2 separate regions of the Homo sapiens genome follow, and region 1 is linked to region 2. A link is an interaction called in ENCODE POLR2A ChIA-PET data of the cell type or tissue named here. Cell type or tissue: A673. All regions are shown on one strand. Each heading gives the region's core, and the rest is flanking DNA. Links, peaks and the distances in the headings are about the cores only.

The links. Peaks named below come from ENCODE experiments on the same cell type or tissue, not always from the same donor. Only the 100,000 strongest peaks of a DNase experiment are listed, where the experiment ranks them.
Region 1: POLR2A ChIA-PET joins it to region 2 with 10 read pairs; 2 of 35 experiments call an interaction of 5 or more read pairs at or near these places.

Annotation. Positions count from the first base shown.
Region 1 is chr22:39,043,775-39,052,160 of GRCh38, forward strand. It overlaps APOBEC3F (apolipoprotein B mRNA editing enzyme catalytic subunit 3F), which reads left to right. Exons shown (of 7, transcript NM_145298.6): 3 at 1,167-1,446; 4 at 1,654-1,768; 5 at 5,651-5,807; 6 at 8,300-8,386. Among named protein-coding and RNA genes, the nearest start is that of APOBEC3F, 7.1 kb to the left of the region's middle. RefSeq lists an enhancer at 5,538-6,737 and a silencer at 7,405-7,494. In A673, for the core only: no CTCF peak of the experiment used is centred there; no DNase peak of the experiment used is centred there.
Region 2 is chr22:39,346,854-39,355,068 of GRCh38, forward strand. SYNGR1 (synaptogyrin 1) reads left to right here and starts at 3,138. Exons shown (of 4, transcript NM_004711.5): 1 at 3,138-3,256. The coding sequence starts at 3,158. RefSeq lists a silencer at 3,185-3,344 and an enhancer at 4,568-4,617. In A673, for the core only: no CTCF peak of the experiment used is centred there; a DNase peak (open chromatin) is centred at 3,038; H3K4me3 peaks cover 2,117 bases; H3K27ac peaks cover 2,964 bases.

The sequences.
Region 1 (8,386 bases), core at 165-8,164, 300 kb before region 2:
TTGGGAGGCCGAGGTGGGTGGATCACCTGAGGTTAGATGTTTGAAAACCAGCTTGGCCAACATGGTGAAATCCCGTCTCTACTAAAAATACAAAAAAAAAATTAGCCCGGTGTGGTGGCAGTCGCCTGTAATCCCAGCTACTTGGGAGGCTGAGGCAGGAGAACCGCTTGAACCCATGAGGCAGAGGTTGTAGTGAGCCGAGATTGCATCATTGCACTCCAGCCTGGGCAACAAGAGTGAAACTACGTCTCAAAACAAAAACAAAAAACAAAAAAAGATAAATGAGCGGTGTATGGTGTATTTTTCAGGTGCCCAGGTCTTTCATCAGAGCCCCATTTCAAGTGCTCAGTAGCCCCTTTGGCCAGTGCGCCCCACCACATGGGACAGCGCAGGTCCAGTGGCCTCCCCAGCTGACCGCAGGCAGGGAACAAGGCAGACCCTAGAGGGCCAGGCCACAGCAGGGGCTGAGGATGCCTGGTGAATGGATGCCTGGGAGAATGGATGCCAGAATTCACGCATGAGGCTCTGAACAGGGCTGGGAAAACTTCCAAACGAAGGGAAGCTCATGTCTTGGTGCACTTTGTGATGATGCTTCAACAGCAGGACTGAGATGGGGACATTTACAATAAACAGAAATGTATGGGCTCGAGTTCTGGCCTCTGGGAAGTCCACTGTCAATGCACCAGCAACTTTCCAGGGCCTGCGAGCTGCACAGTCACGTGGGGGTAAAGGTTGTTGCCAGAAGTTCAGGGGATGCTCCAGACAGAGTGGCCTGGGATGTCGAGTCACTGCTGCTCCATGCCACGGGGACAAGAGGAAGCAGTTTAGTCTGACATACTGCCCCCCCAGCTAGAGGGCAAGAGACAGAAAGAGGGGCTGAAGTCGCCCTTGAATAAACACGCCAGTAGCACCCACAAAGGTGCAGCCCCCACAGCCTCATAGCCTCTTCTAGGTGCCACCTCTTAAGGCCATTACAATAGCCATTAACACTGAACGTGAGCTTTGGAGCAGACAATCACTCAAACTAAACAGGGGGGATGGAGGAAAGGAGCTTCAATGGCAAGATCCCCTGGGCTCCTGTCCTGGCCCCTCCTCTCCCTGCCCCACCCCTGCACTCCTCCTGCTCCCCCTCTCAGAGCATCCCCTGCCCCCTGCTCCTCTCCCAGGTGTATTCCCAGCCTGAGCACCACGCAGAAATGTGCTTCCTCTCTTGGTTCTGTGGCAACCAGCTGCCTGCTTACAAGTGTTTCCAGATCACCTGGTTTGTATCCTGGACCCCCTGCCCGGACTGTGTGGCGAAGCTGGCCGAATTCCTGGCTGAGCACCCCAATGTCACCCTGACCATCTCCGCCGCCCGCCTCTACTACTACTGGGAAAGAGATTACCGAAGGGCGCTCTGCAGGCTGAGTCAGGCAGGGGCCCGCGTGAAGATTATGGACGATGAAGGTGAGAGGTGGAGGGGTCAGGGGAGCGTGAGCGGGAGGAACAGCATGAAAGATGGATGGATCTGCAATGCCATGGCTGGGGGTGTCCCAGGGCAGCCTGCAGGGGCGGGGCCAGCACTGACAGCAACTGACAGCCAGGAGACCAGGCCTGGGAGCGCGGGCCCAGGGTCAGGGCAGAGCCTGACTGCTTCCTGCCTCTTCGTCTCAGAATTTGCATACTGCTGGGAAAACTTTGTGTACAGTGAAGGTCAGCCATTCATGCCTTGGTACAAATTCGATGACAATTATGCATTCCTGCACCGCACGCTAAAGGAGATTCTCAGGTGAGGGTCTCCCTCTGGCCTCATCGTCTGTCTCCTCTCGCCTCCTGCTCATCCTCCTGAGGCCTCCCCTGGCCAGGCCCTCCTGCCCTCCGTCCTGCCCCCTGCCTGCCCTCATGGTTACACCCCTCACCCACACTCCTTGTGCTCCTTCCCCTTCTTGCCTCCTCCCTCTTTCCTGGGCCCCTCCTATGAGTGAGAGGCCCCTTCTGCCTCCAGAGCAACCTCCATCCACCTTCGAGGCCGCCCTCCCCACAGCCTGGGATCCCCAACCTGGCTCCTTCCATCTCCCTGGCATAATCGAATTTGTCATAAAACTGGACGTAAGTGGGCATGAATATTCACAAGGCCGACAGCCAGAAGCTTTGAGCAACATCCTTCAAGGCCGACCTGAGTCCCTGAGAAGGAGCAGCCTCTGTGGAAACTTCAGGCTTCGACTGCCATAGAAGATGCCCCCGGGCCGGGTGCCCACAGGGCAGGCATTTATTTTCTCACAGATCTGGAGGCTGCAAGTCCAAGGTGGAGGGGTGGGCGGGGTTGTGTCTTCTGCAGCTGCTCCTCTTGGCTGGCAGGGGGTCCCTTCCAGCCCTGTCCTCTCTGGCCTTTCCTCTGTGCACCTGCACCCCTGGGGTCTCTCTGCCTCTAAATGTCCTCCTCGTTTATGGACCCCAGTCAGACAGGATTAGGGCCCACCCTAAGGGCCATGAGTTAATTTAATCACCACTTTAGTGGACCTGTCTCCAAATACAGTTATCCTGTGAGGAGGTGGGGATGAGGGTTTCAACATATCAATGTGGGGAAGATACAATTTAGTCCATGACAATGGGTCAAGCTTGCGTGGGGCATGCAGGGGTCCCTGTTCTGTGTGTCTGTCTCCCAGGCGAGTCCTGCCCTGACTCTCACAGCCCCTCCCTCCAGACCTTGCTGCACCCTGGGCCCCACCCCATGGCTTCCCCACCCAACAGCACCCAGCCCGGCCTCTGCTCACGCCTGTCCCTTCTCAAATCTGCCCCCAACAGGGATGGAGATGCAGAAAGAGCCAAACAAACACTCAGTGATCAAGGTCCCAATTGAATAAGATTTTTTTTTTTTTTTTGAGACACTGTCTCCCTCTGTCGCCCAGGCTGGAGTGCTATGGTGCGATCTCGGCTCACTGCAATCTCTACCTCCTGGTTCTAGCAATTCTCTTGTCTCAGCCTCCCAAGTACCTGGGATTACAGGCTCATGCCACCACACTGGCTAATTTTTGTATTTTTAGTAGAGACGGGGTTTTGCAATGTTGGCCAGGTGTTGAGTAAGATTTTGCAAAAGAGTAGGCTTGGATAATGGGAGGCTTGAGATGCCAGGAGCTCTCCAGGAAGCACAATAGAAAAAGGCAACCAGAGACCAGAGAGGCCATAGAAAGGGATCTAAGGCCCTCGGGAGAGACGGGAACTGAGCACCTGGGTCTTAGACCGGAGGAGCAAACTGCAAGACAGGGTGGCCGGGGACACCAGCCTCCACCCTTCTGTGACATAGGGACAAGAGCTCAGCCTGCCAGGGAACAACTCTGGGCAGGAGATGTGGAAGGAAGGAGCTCAGTGTGGGGGCACGCATGGCATCCTGGGGGGACATCTGAGGGCACCCCCACCCGCTATTCCTCCCTCCAATGGTGGCCTTTGAATGTGAAGGCAAGGGGGAAGCAGACACCTGCCCCTCACTCTCCCTCCCTACCACATAGCTACCGGGTGGGGGGCGTCCCTGGGATGATTCCTGAGGGCAGGATCCAGGAGTCCCTCTGGAGGTCCTCCCATCCAGGTGAGAAAGCAGCATAAAGTGAGACCTGCACTCAGATGGGCCTGTGAGGTCACTCACAGCGCAGGTGTCTCCTGGAACAAGGGCCCTGGAAGATAAAATAGAACCCAAGCCCAGGACTACCATCAGGGCCAGGACAAGCCTGCCAGGGAGGGTGCACATGAAGCCCCAGATCAGGGACCACTGCCCGCTCTGCCCACGGGGCCTCTGCTGCCCCTTCCTGCCTGGTGGCCCTGCTGGGCCTCAGCCTGGCCTCCCCCTGCCCCTGCCCCAGCGCTAGTCTCTCTCCCCTCTGGTTCCTCTGCTGCTCCCACTACCAGCCAGGCTCTTTGCCCTGCTATGTGGTCGCCCCTTTACAGCTTCTGAATGGGCCATCTCCCCCACCTGCCCCAGCCCAGGCCCCCTGCTGAGACTCTCCCCCGAAAGTCACCCCTTTGCTATTGCTCCCCGCCCTGGGATGGTGCTCCCTCTCTGTGCTTCTCGCCATTCCTGAGCTCAGGAACTGAGAAAATTGAACCAAAGGATGATTGGAGCAATCAGGCATTTTGTTCTCAGCACTTCCATGGAATTTCTGCAAGATTTACTTTGTTTCAACACAAAGTCTTAGGAGAGGATGTGGGGGAGGGAATGGTCTCTGTACCAGAAAATAAGTCACTTCTTCCAAAGATGCCTCCACTGTGAACAGAGGAGGATGCACATGACTCCAGACACAGGCTCCTCCTCCGTGAGCACCATTCACCTTTTAGAATGAAACCTGCAACATGGAGTGTAGGAAAAAATATGATGATCAGGAGAAATGCTCTTATTTTAAAGTTTAGTAAGAAGAGAGTCCGGTTCCCAACAGCTCCCTCCTGCAGGGCCTGTGATGCAGAGGCTGGACAGGGCTGGCCCGGAAAGGGGCCCCAGCTCCATCCATCCCCATCTCTGTGGCCTGGGCAGGTTACCCCGCCTCTCTGTGCCTCTGGCACCTCGTCTGTAAAATAGTGATGGCCCCCTGCAGGCCTCAGGCACATACCATGAGCTCAGACCCTCACAGCACTTAGGAGAGTGGCCTAGGCTGGCCGGGCACAGTGACTCACGCCTGTCATCCCAGCACTTTGGGAGGCTGAGTCGGGCAGATCACAAGGTCAGGAGTTCAAGACCAGCCTGGCCAACATGGTGAAACCCAGTCTCTACTAAAAATACAAAAACTAGGTCTGGCCGCGATGGCTCACACCTGTAATCCCAGCACTTTGGGAGGCAGGCGGGCAGATCACAAGGTCAGGAGTTCAAGACCATCCTGGCTAACATGATGAAACCCCATCTCTACTAAAAATACAAAAAATTAGCCGGGTGTTGTGGCACGTGCCTGCAGTCCCAGCTAGTTGGGAGGCTGAGGCAGGAGAATCGCTTGAAACCAAGAGGCAGAGGTTGCAGTGAGCCGAGATTGTGCCACTGCACTCCAGCCTGGCGACAGACTGAGACCCCGTATAAAAATAAATAAATAAATAAAAGTACAAAAATCAGCCGGACGTGGTGACACAAGCTCGTAATCCCAGCTACTCAGGAGGCTGAGGCAGGAGAATCACTTCAACCCGGGAGGTGCAGGTTGCAGTAAGCTGAGATCGCGCCACTGCACTCCAGCCTGGGCAGCAGAGGGAGACTATGTCCCAAACAAAAACAAAAACAAAAAAAACAAAAAGAGTAGCCTGGGCCTGGGAATTCGGTGTGATACCAACGTAAAAAGAATCATCATCATCGGACAGGTGAAATGTGAGGAAGGAATTGAGCTGAAATGTTCAAGCAATTATTTTAGGGCGAAGAGTTTTATTGTCTGTTGCATTTTCCTAATGGGTTGGGAGACGTGTGGCAGAAAAACTGGGAGGTTGAGGGTGTCCCATTGGTAGGCCCAGAGCTGTGGTTCCAGCTGGGAGAGGTCACCCCGGCCCTTCTGCCCCTGCCAGCATCCCCTCCTCTTTCTCTCTCCCAGTCTTTCTGCCTGGGAAAGCAGCAGACATTCCCAGGGCTGTCCAGTGAGTGGTGTTCAGTGGGCATCAGCTCCGAGGAATCCAGGGGGGTCTCTGCATTGGGGTTTCTCTATTGTGCCTTCAGAAACCCGATGGAGGCAATGTATCCACACATATTCTACTTCCACTTTAAAAACCTACGCAAAGCCTATGGTCGGAACGAAAGCTGGCTGTGCTTCACCATGGAAGTTGTAAAGCACCACTCACCTGTCTCCTGGAAGAGGGGCGTCTTCCGAAACCAGGTAGCACCAAAGTCCTATTTACACCCCAAATAGGAGCTAAGCAGCTAGGAATGCAGAAAACACAATAAGTGACGTGCCTGGCGTGGGCTTTCCTGTGTGTACTTTCCTCTTACATTTCTTTTTTTTTTTTTTTTTTGAGACAGAGTCTCACTCAGTCACCCAGGCTGGAGTGCAATGGCGTGATCTCTGCTCACTGCAACCTCTGCCTCCTGGGTTCAAGCAATTCTTCTGTCTCAGCCTCCTGAGTAGCTGGGATTACAGGTGCCCACCACCACACCCAGCTAATTTTTATTCCATTTTTAGTAGAGACGGGGTTTCACCGTGGTGACCAGGCTGGTTTCGAATTCCTGACCTCAAGTGATCCGCCCCCCTCGGCCTCCCAAAGTGCTAGGATTACAGGCATGAGCCACCACGCCCAACTTCCTCCCACATTTTTTAAGTCCGTGGCCCAGATCTTCCTCCCTAACTTTCCTGGGATCAGATTGTCGAGGGGTTTTGCCTCTTACCAAAAGGCCTTGTTTAGCGCCCAGCGCCCTCACTCTTGACTTTGTTTCCCAAAATCTTGTCATGGAGCTGTGCGTCCGGCAGTCCTCGGGAAACAGCAGCTGTGGGAAGCGGTGGGTCTGGTGTCCAGCACTGTGCCTGGGCCAGTCACTGTGGGCTGGTGGGGCCGCCCCCGCCACTGCCCTGATTCCTCGATGTCAAGGACACATCCTCACAGGGTGGTGAACCCTCGCTCCTCACCCTGCCGCCCCCACAGCAGCCACTGACCTCCCACCCACCCTGTCGTGTCCCACCCAACCCTGCGGCCCCCTCCTCCCAGGCAGGAGATTTTTTCAGAGTGTGTTTGGGGAGGGAGCCGTCTGTGTGCTGGGCAGGCCTGGCCTACAGCAGTGCTGGCCTCGGAAACACCCAGGACTCAGGATGGAAGCGCGAGTGTTCCCAGTCCCCACACGCTAAAAAGGCGACAAGAACTTGTGGAAGAAATTTTAGTGTCTGCATTAGCTCAATTATCTCACATAGGATTTCAACATATACTTAATATAAAATGCCTCATGAGAGAGTTAAAGTTTGTCTATTCTCACAATGAGATTTTGAAATGCGCTGTGTATTTTACACGTGCCAACGTTTCTAATCAGAGCCCCATTTCAAGTGCTCAGTAGCCCCTTTGGCCAACCTTCAACTCCATGGGACAATGTGGGTCCAATGACCTTCCCAGCAGAAGGCAGACAGGGGACAAGGCAGACCCCATAGGACCAGGCCACAGCAGGGGCTGAGGATGCCCGGTTAACGGATGCCTGGGGAACAGGATGCCAGAAATCACACATGACCTATGATGAGACAGGAAAAGACTCAATAAAATAAAGAAGGAAGGGGCCGAGTGCAGTGGCTCACGCCTGTAATCCCAGCACTTAGCGAGGCTGAGGCGGGCGGATCATGAGGTCAGGAGTTTGACACCAGCCTGCCTAACATGGTGAAATCCCATCACTACTAAAACTACAAAAATTAGCCAGGCGTGGGGGTGTGCCCCTGTAGTCCCAGCTACTTGGGTGGCTTAGGCAGGAAAATCGCCTGAACCCAGGAGGCAGAGGTTGCAGTGAGCCGAGATCTTGCCACTGCCCCCCAGCCTGGGTGACAGAGCAAGACTCTGTCACTCAAAAAGATAAAGAGGAACGGCCAGGTGCAGTGGTTCACGCCTGTAATCTCAGCACTTTGGGAGGCCAAGGCGGGGGATCACGAGGTCAGGAGCTTGAAACCATGCTCGCTAACTCGGTGAAACCCCATCTCTACTAAAAATACAAAAAATTAGCCAGGCGTGGTGGCGGGCGCCTGTAGTCCCAGCTACTTGGGAGGCTGAGGCAGGAGAATGGCGTGAACCCCGGAGGCGGAGCTTGCAGTGAGCGGAGATCGCGCCACTGCACTACAGCATGGGTGACAGAGCGAGACTCAGTATCAAAAAAAAAAAAAAAGAAAGAAAAAGAAAAGAAAAAATAAAGAGCAAGGAGAAGGATGGAAGAAGGGAAATTCAATGAGTAAAAAGCCCTGGGGCCTAGTATGTACCCAAAAAAATGAGAAGTAAAGAAAATAAGGCCATGCATGTGGTTTATGCTCATAGTCGCAGAGTTTTGGGAGGGTGAGGCAGGAGGATGGCTTGAGCCCAAGAGTTCGAGATCAGCCTGAGCAACATGGTGAAACCCAGTCTCTACAAAAATTACAAAAAAATTAGGCAGGCGTGGTGGCACGCACCTGCAGTCCCAGCTAATCAGGAGGCTGAGGTGGGAAGATTCCTTGAGCCTGGGAGGTCAAGGCTGCAGTCAGCCCCAGATCGCACCACTGCACCCCAGCCTGGGCAACAGGAGAGACCCTGTCTCAAAAATAAATAAGGAAACGCCCTGGGGCTCCAGGCCCGCCCTCTGCTCCCATCGCCCCACCCCTGCACTCCTCCTGCTCCTAGTCTGAGCTCCCCTGCCCTCCTCCTCCTCCTTCCCCAGGTGGATCCTGAGACCCATTGTCATGCAGAAAGGTGCTTCCTCTCTTGGTTCTGTGACGACATACTGTCTCCTAACACAAACTACGAG
Region 2 (8,215 bases), core at 1-8,000:
ATTTCTGTTCAGGGTTGGGCTCGGTGGCTCATGCCTGTAATCCCAACACTTTGGGAGGCCGAGGCAGGCGGATCACCTGAGGTCAGGAGTTCAAGACCAGCCTGGCCAACATGGTGAAACCCCGTCTCTACTAAAAATACAAAAATTAGCCCGGCATGGCAGCGGGCACCTGTAATCCCAGTTACTCATGAGACTGAGGCAGGAGAATCACTTGAACCCAGGAGGCAGAGGTTGCAGTGAGCCAAGATCGCACCACTGCACTCCAGCCTGGGTGACATAGCAAGACTCCGTCTCAAAAATAAATAAATAAAGAAAGAAAAGAAATAAAACTTCTGTACAGGTTTTTCTGTGAGTAAACTTTTCACTTTTTTTTTTTTTTTTTGACACTGTCGCCCAGGCTGGAGTGCAGTGGTGCCATCTCGGCTCACCGCAACCTCCACCTTCTGGGTTCAAGTGATTATTCTCCTGCCTCAGCCTCCCGAGTAGCTGGGATTACAGGCACCCACCACCACGCCCGGCTAATTTTTTTTGTATTTTTAGTAGAGACTGGGTTTCTCCATGTTGGCCAGTCTGTTCTTGAACTCCTGACCTCAAGCAATCCACCGCCTCAGCCTCCCAAAGTGCTGGGATTACAGACGTAAACCACCGTGCCCAGCCTAGCCATATTAATAGATGTGTAGAAGTATCTCATTCTAATTTTAATTTGTACTTCTCTCTCTCTCTTTTTTTTTTCTTTTAACAGTCTCACTTGGTTGCCCAGGCTGAAGTGCATTGGTGCAATCCTGGCTCACTGCAGCCTTGAATTCCTGGGCTCAAGCAATCCTCCAGCCTCAGCTTCCCAAGCAGCTGGGGTCACAGGTACACACCACATCACACCCAGCTTGTATTTCTGACTAATGATGTTGGGCATCTTTTCTTTTCTTTCTTTCTTTCTTTTTTTTTTTTTTTTTTTTTTTTTGAGACAGAGTCTCGTTCTGTCGCCCAGGCTGGAGTGCAGTGGCGCGATCTCGGCTCACTGCAAGCTCCGCCTCCCGGGTTCACGCCATTCTCCTGCTTCAGCCTCCCGAGTAGCTGGGACTACAGCCACTACACCCGGCTAATTTTTTTTTTTTTTTTTTTGTATTTTTACTAGAGATGAGGTTTCACCGTGTTAGCCAGGATGGTCTCAATCTCCTGACCTCATGATCTGCCCGTCTCGGCCTCCCAAAGTGCTGGGATTATAGGCGTGAGCCACCGCGGATGCTGGGCATCTTTTTATGTGCTGAGTTGCCGTGTGTATATCTTCTTTGGTGAGGTGTATAACTATTCAAATCTTTTGCCCATTTTTTAAAAAGTGGGTCCTCTTATTATTATTGAGTTCGAACGTTCTTTATTTGGGATGCAAGTTCTTTAGATCTATGCTTTGCAAATATTTTCTCCCAGACTATCGTTTGTCTTTTCATACATTCTTTTAACAATGTCTTTTAAAGAACAGAAGTTCTTAATTTTGATAAAGTCCAGTTTATCAATTGTTTCTTTTATGAATCATGTTCTTCATGATTTTTTTTTTTTTTTTTTTTTTTTGAGACGGAGTCTCGCTCTGTTGCCAGGCTGGAGTGCTGTGGCGCGATCTCGGCTCACTGCAACCTCCACCTCCTGGGTTCAAGTGATTCTCCTGCCTCAGCCTCCCAAGTAGCTGGGACTACAGGAGCTCGCCACCACGCCCGGCTAATTTTTGTATTTTTAGTAGAGACCGGGTTCACCATGTTGGCCAGGATGGTCTCAATCACTTGACCTTGTGATCCATCCACCTTGGCCTCCCAAGGTGCTGGGATTACAGGCGTGAACCACTGCGCCCGGCCTTCTCTTGTGCTTTCTTCTAAAAGTTTTATATAGTCATAGTAGACACCTTATAAGTGTGCTGGATTAAATGTGAAAATGTATGTAAAGCCCTTAGCACAAGGCCTGGTAGAGACTAAACAATCAGCTGAGCCTAAGATGGACATTGACTATGTAATTTTTATAAGGAGCACCCTCAGGCCCAGCACACATTTCCTCCACACAGATGTTGTGTCCTGTCATCACAGAATGGCAGGATACCAGAGAAGCAAAAGCCTCCACCCATATCCTCATCCAACCTGCTCCTGGAACCAGTGAAGGTGACTGCAGACATAGAGAGGCCATAGAGCTACAGGGCAGCAGGAGAGCCAGCCCTGGAAGGTGGCCCTTCCCCTGCAGGGAGCACTCCTCCATCTAGCCTCCGTTTCCATGAAACCTGGAGGTCTAGCCCAAGCTGTGATGGGGTGATGGGGACTAGGCTCTGTTTACTGAGCACCTACTGTATGCTAGGCCCTTGGGTAAGGCATTGAATAAGTTAGACAACACCTGGGCCTCGGGAGCTCACAGACTAGCAGCAGAAGAGGCCATGAACAAATGATTGCGTAATTAATTGCTAGATTCAGGAAAGGGGCAACGTTCTGGGGTAGGAGGGGATGGGGAAGAGGAAGTCTCAGCCGCCGCCTCTGTGCCAGGCCCCTCCAGGCTGGGGGTGGGAGGGTGCGCGGGCACAGGGACACACATGACGTCATCGTAAGAGGCAGGGGAAGGGTGGTCCTGGGAGGTGGGGGCTGCTCTGGAGGGCTGTAAGAGAGGGTCATTCACTCGTGGTTCATTCATTCGAGAAATATTCATGCGGCGCCTACTGCGTACCAAGCACCCTCTAAGAAGGACGAACACAGCTCCTGCCCTCTCATTATATTTGGGGCCGACAAAGTGGCAGGAAACAGCCAAACAAATCAAGCGTGAAGATGGTTTCAGCAGAGCCGACGGCTCAGAGGGGCTGCGACCGGGGCAGGGGACCGGGGATGCGGGGCAGGGACACGGCCCACACTTGCTGTGCACGCACCGCCCTCCCCCAAACACTTTGCAAAGAGGTCACCGCACTGGCTGCGAGCGCGCCCTGAGCCCCGGGCCGCAGCACGCGCGCCCCCGCGCCCGAGGTCGCGCGCTGCCCAGCCCCCCGCCCGCGCCCCGCGAGCTGCGCCCGCCGCGCACGACGCCCCCTCGCGGGAGCCCTGGGCCGCCGGCCGCGCGCGCAGGGGAGGGGGCGGGGGCGCCGCGCACGCGCACGGGCCGGCGGCGCGCGCCGAGCGGGGGGCACCGCGCGGGTGCAGCCACGATGGAAGGGGGTGCGTACGGAGCGGGCAAAGCCGGGGGCGCCTTCGACCCCTACACCCTGGTCCGGCAGCCGCACACCATCCTGCGCGTCGTGTCTTGGGTAAGGACGGACTGGCCGACGGCTCTGCCAGGCCGGGGTGGTGGGGGTGTGAGCAAAGGCGGCGCGCCCGGACCGACCCCGACCCCGACCCCAACGGGCCCCCGGCGGCGGCGCGGCGGCGGGCGAGGAGCTGTCCTGCCTGCGGGGCCCGCTGCCGCCGCTCCTCCTTCCCGGGCCCGGGGCGGGCGGGATCCCTGGTGCTCGCGGGAGACGCCGCTCCGGCTCCCGGAGCCCTGGTTTCCTGGGGCCCCCGGTTCGTGCGCCCCCCTTCCCGCCCCGATTGCTGTGACCTCCAGGCCGCGGCTATGCCGCGAAAGGCTCGGATTGTGCGCGGCCGCCAGGGCGGACTGGGGACCGTGGGGACGGAGCCAGGGTTTAAGGTGGCCTTTTTTGGGGGGTGGATCAGGGCGTGGACCATCTCGGTGGGGTGCATGCCGCGCCTGCGATGGACGTTGGAGGAGGAGAGGGCCGGGAACCGGGTTCGTATTGCCTAGCCCGGCCCGTGTGGAGCGATGAGTCGGGAACTGAGTACCTCTCTTCCACCCGGGAACTGCCTCTCCTTCTCTGCGTGACCTTGGGCTGGGAGCCACCCAGGAAATGTTCTCGAGAAATGAGGACTTCAATTCCGAGGTGGGGAGTGTCATCTCCTCTCTCATGCCTCAGTTTCCCAATTTATAGACAAGGTGGGCGGAGCCTTCTTGAGGCCCCCTTGGGCTCTGACATTTCATGAACCGGTAACACCCCTCCCACTCAGCATGCACCTGGATGCCCAAGGCGGGTGTCTGGGAGAAAGGTCTGCTCCCACAGTGAAGAGGCCAGGGTGGCCTCCAGCCTAGCTGGGGGGCAGGGTCCTCAGTGCAGAGGGCTGAGTGGGCTCTTGTTCAGACGGGTGGTCAGGGAGAGGATGGGTCAGAGACAGTGAGCACAGAGGGAGGGGTTCAGGTGCCTTGAGTGGCACCTCATGGAAAGAAGCCCTGCTGGGGTCTGGAGAGGGGGTTTCTGGGGCTCCCTGGGTTTGGCTGGCTGTATCCCAGAAACTCCCACTCGAGGTTCTGGCCTCTGCAGGCCTGGGGCCCGTTCCTTGTGGGCTTAGACTAGGAATGGGCTAGACTGTCAGGGACCCCAGGGGCTACCCCAAGGCCAGCTGTGACCTCAGGGTGCCCAAGCTTCCTCCTTTCCTTGGTTTTCAGGGTCTGGTTGGTAGGATGGCTTGGGTATGTATCCCTGGTCTGCGAAGGATGACCCCATTTAAAGCCTTTTCTTCTCAAATGCCGTCAGATGGGAGCTGTTTGAGGGCAGGAAAGCCCAGTTCCTTTAACCCTTGTGTCGGTGCCTGCACAGAGCCGGGCACCCCAGCACATCTGTGTTTGTGGCTCTGAATTCATTTATCTGTGCCAGTCTCCTGCTCCCCAGATGCCCCAACAGACCCTTGCCAAAGGTGGGAGCCCTGGGGGGCACCTGCCGGATCAGGCGGGTGGGCTGCGTTCACTGCTTTAGTCTGCCCACCCCTGGGCCTCTGGCCTGGAAGGGCGAAGCCACTGGCTTTGTGAGGGGGCTTGTCTGCTTGGGTCATTTCTGCCTCTGATGCCTTCATTTAGCAAAGCTTTATTGAATCTGCTGGGCCCCAAGGGAAGGCAGCGTGACTCAGAAGCAGCCCTTGTTCTCGGGAAGCCACAGTCCCACTGGGGAGTGAGCCAGGTGCCCCCAGGCAGAGGCCGCAAGAGCCAGGAGAGGGGTCTCCCTGCTGTGGAATCAAATTTCATGGTGAAGGTGATGTCAGATTGGGCCTGGTGGGATGAGGGTTTATACATATGCACATCCAGGGGAGAGGACGTGGAAAGCAGGAGGAAGGATCAGCCCCTCTGAGCACCCATGGGGTGCAAGACCACACACAGCTACCTAGCTGGTTCCCCAACACTAGAGGAAGCTGCGGCTCAGCGAGCGAGGCCAAGTGCCTGGCCCAAAGTCACTAAGCATGTAAGTGGCAGACGAGCATTTGAGCCTAGGTCTTCCTGTCTCCAAAGAGTAGTTCTCCCCCTGGGGCAGGGAAGAATCCAGAATCCTGGAATGTCAGGATTGGAAAGGACACAAAGGTCACCTGGACCAACCAATGCTCAAACGACCCCACAGCCTCCCAGTCCTGCTCACACACGTGGATACAAGGCGCTCACTACCTTTGTCGAACCAAGAGGTGTCTGATACAGGCTGATTGACACCTTTAAAAGTAGCTTTTTTTCCTGATCAGAGTAATACCTGCCAATTATTGGAAAGTATAAAAATCACATGTGATGGTTGCACGGTAGGAATGTACTTAACACCACTGAAATGGTGAAGATGGTAAATTGTATGTTACGTGTGTTTTACCACAACAGAAAAAGTTTGGTGGGGGGTGGTAATCATGTGATACCACCACTTAGGGAGGGCTGCAGTGAATAGGGTGCTGTCTCCTTCTGGTCTTTTCGAAACTGTGTGGCGTGCTGAGCCATTTAAACACATCAGGAGCTGCGGGGGATGCAGCTGGCGCCTGCTCTTGGCCCTCACACCACAGGGCAGAGCAAGTGAAGCTGAGCTCCAGGACCAGGGTGACCCGTTTATCCTGGTGTGCTGGAACTTCCTGCCTTTAGCATTCTGAGAGGCCCTTAGTCCAGACAAACAGGGACAATTTGTCACCCTGTCCAGGACTCCTGGACAACCCAGACCCCTACCACAGCCCTGGAGGGGCCCTAACAGCATGTGCACATGAACCTGTGATTGTTTTTTTTCTTTTTTTGAGATGGAGTCTTGCTCTGTTGCCCAGGCTGGAGTACAATGGTGCCATCTCGGCTCATTGCAACCTCCGCCTCCCAGGTTCAAGCAACTCTACTGCCTCGGCCTCCCAAGTAGCTGGGACTACAGGCACACACCACCACGCCCAGCTAATTTTTGTATTTTTAGTAGAGATGGGGTTTCACCATGTTAGCCAGGCTGGTCTCGAACTCCTGACCTCAGGTGATCCACCTGCCTTGGCCTCCCAACGTGCTGGGATTACAGGCGTGAGCCACCGCACCCGGCCTGGACCTGGGATTTTTGTAAAATTTGTAAAAGAAAGATTTTTTTTTCTGTTGCTTTTCCAAAAGAGGGCCCCCAAATCATGTAAGCTTCAGGGCCTCACCAACCTGGACCCACCCTGGAACCCAAGCCCTCTGAGCCCCTGGGTCAGCCTGCACAGAAGCAGGGCCTCCAAGACCTGGCTTGTCTCTTTTTTATTTTTTTAGAGACAGGATCTTGCTGTGTTGCCCAGGCTGGTCTCAGACTCCTGGACTCAAGTGATCCTCCCACCTCAGCCTTGTGAGCAGCTGGGACGATGAGGCGAGGCGTGGGCCACTGCATCCGGCATGGCTTGTCTCTTGACTAAGGCTTTCTCACCTCTTGGTGTCATCGCCCCAGTGGCAGATCAGCTGCCACTCCTGGCACCCCCAGGCCACAGCTGTGACCTTCAGTAAGTGTCCCCTCCCCACCCTCTGTGCCTCAGTCTTCCCACCCGAACTGGGCTGGGCTGGGTCAGAAGTGCCTGATCTGTTGCGCGGTGACTGCCGCCTGTCAGTGACTCATTTCTTTGTTCTAAAGCCAGATGGGAAAAAAAGGAGTTACAGCAAGAAGCTAAACTGATTTAATAGAAAGGACCACCTTTTATTTGGAGTTTATATTCTTTTTTGCAGGGGGCTAAGATGGACTATAGGGAATGAATATCAGTGCTGGCAGATGAGTTTTTTGTTTGTTTGTTTTTTGTTTTTGAGATGGAGTCTCGCTCTGTCTCCAGGCTAGAGTGCAGTGGCGCGATCTTGGCTCACTGCAACCTCTGCCTCCTGGTTTCAAGTGATTCTCCTGCCTCAGCCTCCCAAATAGCTGGGATTACAGGCACCCACCACCATGCCCAGCTACTTTTTAAATTTTTAGTAGAGACGGGGTTTCACCATCTTGGCCAGGCTGGTCTCAAACTCCTGACCTAGTGATCCACCCGCCTCAGCCTCCCAAAGTGCTGGGATTACAGGTGTGAGCCACCGTGCCCAGTCAATGTTTCTTTAATTCTCTACTTTGACAAAATGAAAATGATAAAATGTTTGAAATGTTGCCATTTTCAGGGTTCATTTTTTAAGGGCTTTGGCCATAATACCACATGGTTCTGTAAGTGGGGTGGGTATCTTCCCCCCGTTTTACAAATGACAGAATTAAGGCTCAGCCTGGAGAAGTGACTTGTGCTAGCTCAAGGCCTGGGCTTGTCAGAGACTTGGTTTGAACCCGGACTGCTGGGCTCCACATTCTGTGTACTCCCTGTGGGTTCTCTGCCTGGATATCCATGGCACCAAGGGGTGGCCTGAGGGGGGCAGCTTCATACCCCTGGTTTTATTCACCCCCTCCACTCCACCCCCCATCATCCCAAGTGAACACTGAATAAAAAAGCTGAACTTGGCCAGGTGAGGTGGCTCACGCCTATAATCCCAGCACTTTGGGAGGCCAAGGCGGGTGGATCACTTGAGGTCAGGAGTTCGAGACCATCCTGGCCAACATGGTGAAACCCCATCTCTACTAAAATACAAAAATTAGCTGAGCGTGGTGGCGGTCGCCTGTTATCCCAGCTACTCAGGAGGCTGAGGCAGGAGAATCGCTTGAACCCGGGAGGCGGAGGTTGCAGTTAGCTGAGATCACACCACTGCACTCCAGCCTGGGCAACAAAAGCAAAACTCTGTCTCAAATAAAAAAAAAAAAAAGCTGAACGTTTTTTGTAAACACAGCAGTTTCAAGATAAGACCCCTTGCCTCCCCCAACCAACTTGCCATGTGCCAGCCATGGGGCCACAGGAAAATTCTGGGACCAGCGGTTGTTGGGGAAGAGGGTCCAGGGTAGAGACAGAACCTCTGGCCAGTTCTGATGTTCATTTGTTCATTCCACAAGTCCCCTGCTCAGTGCCAGCTGAGTGCT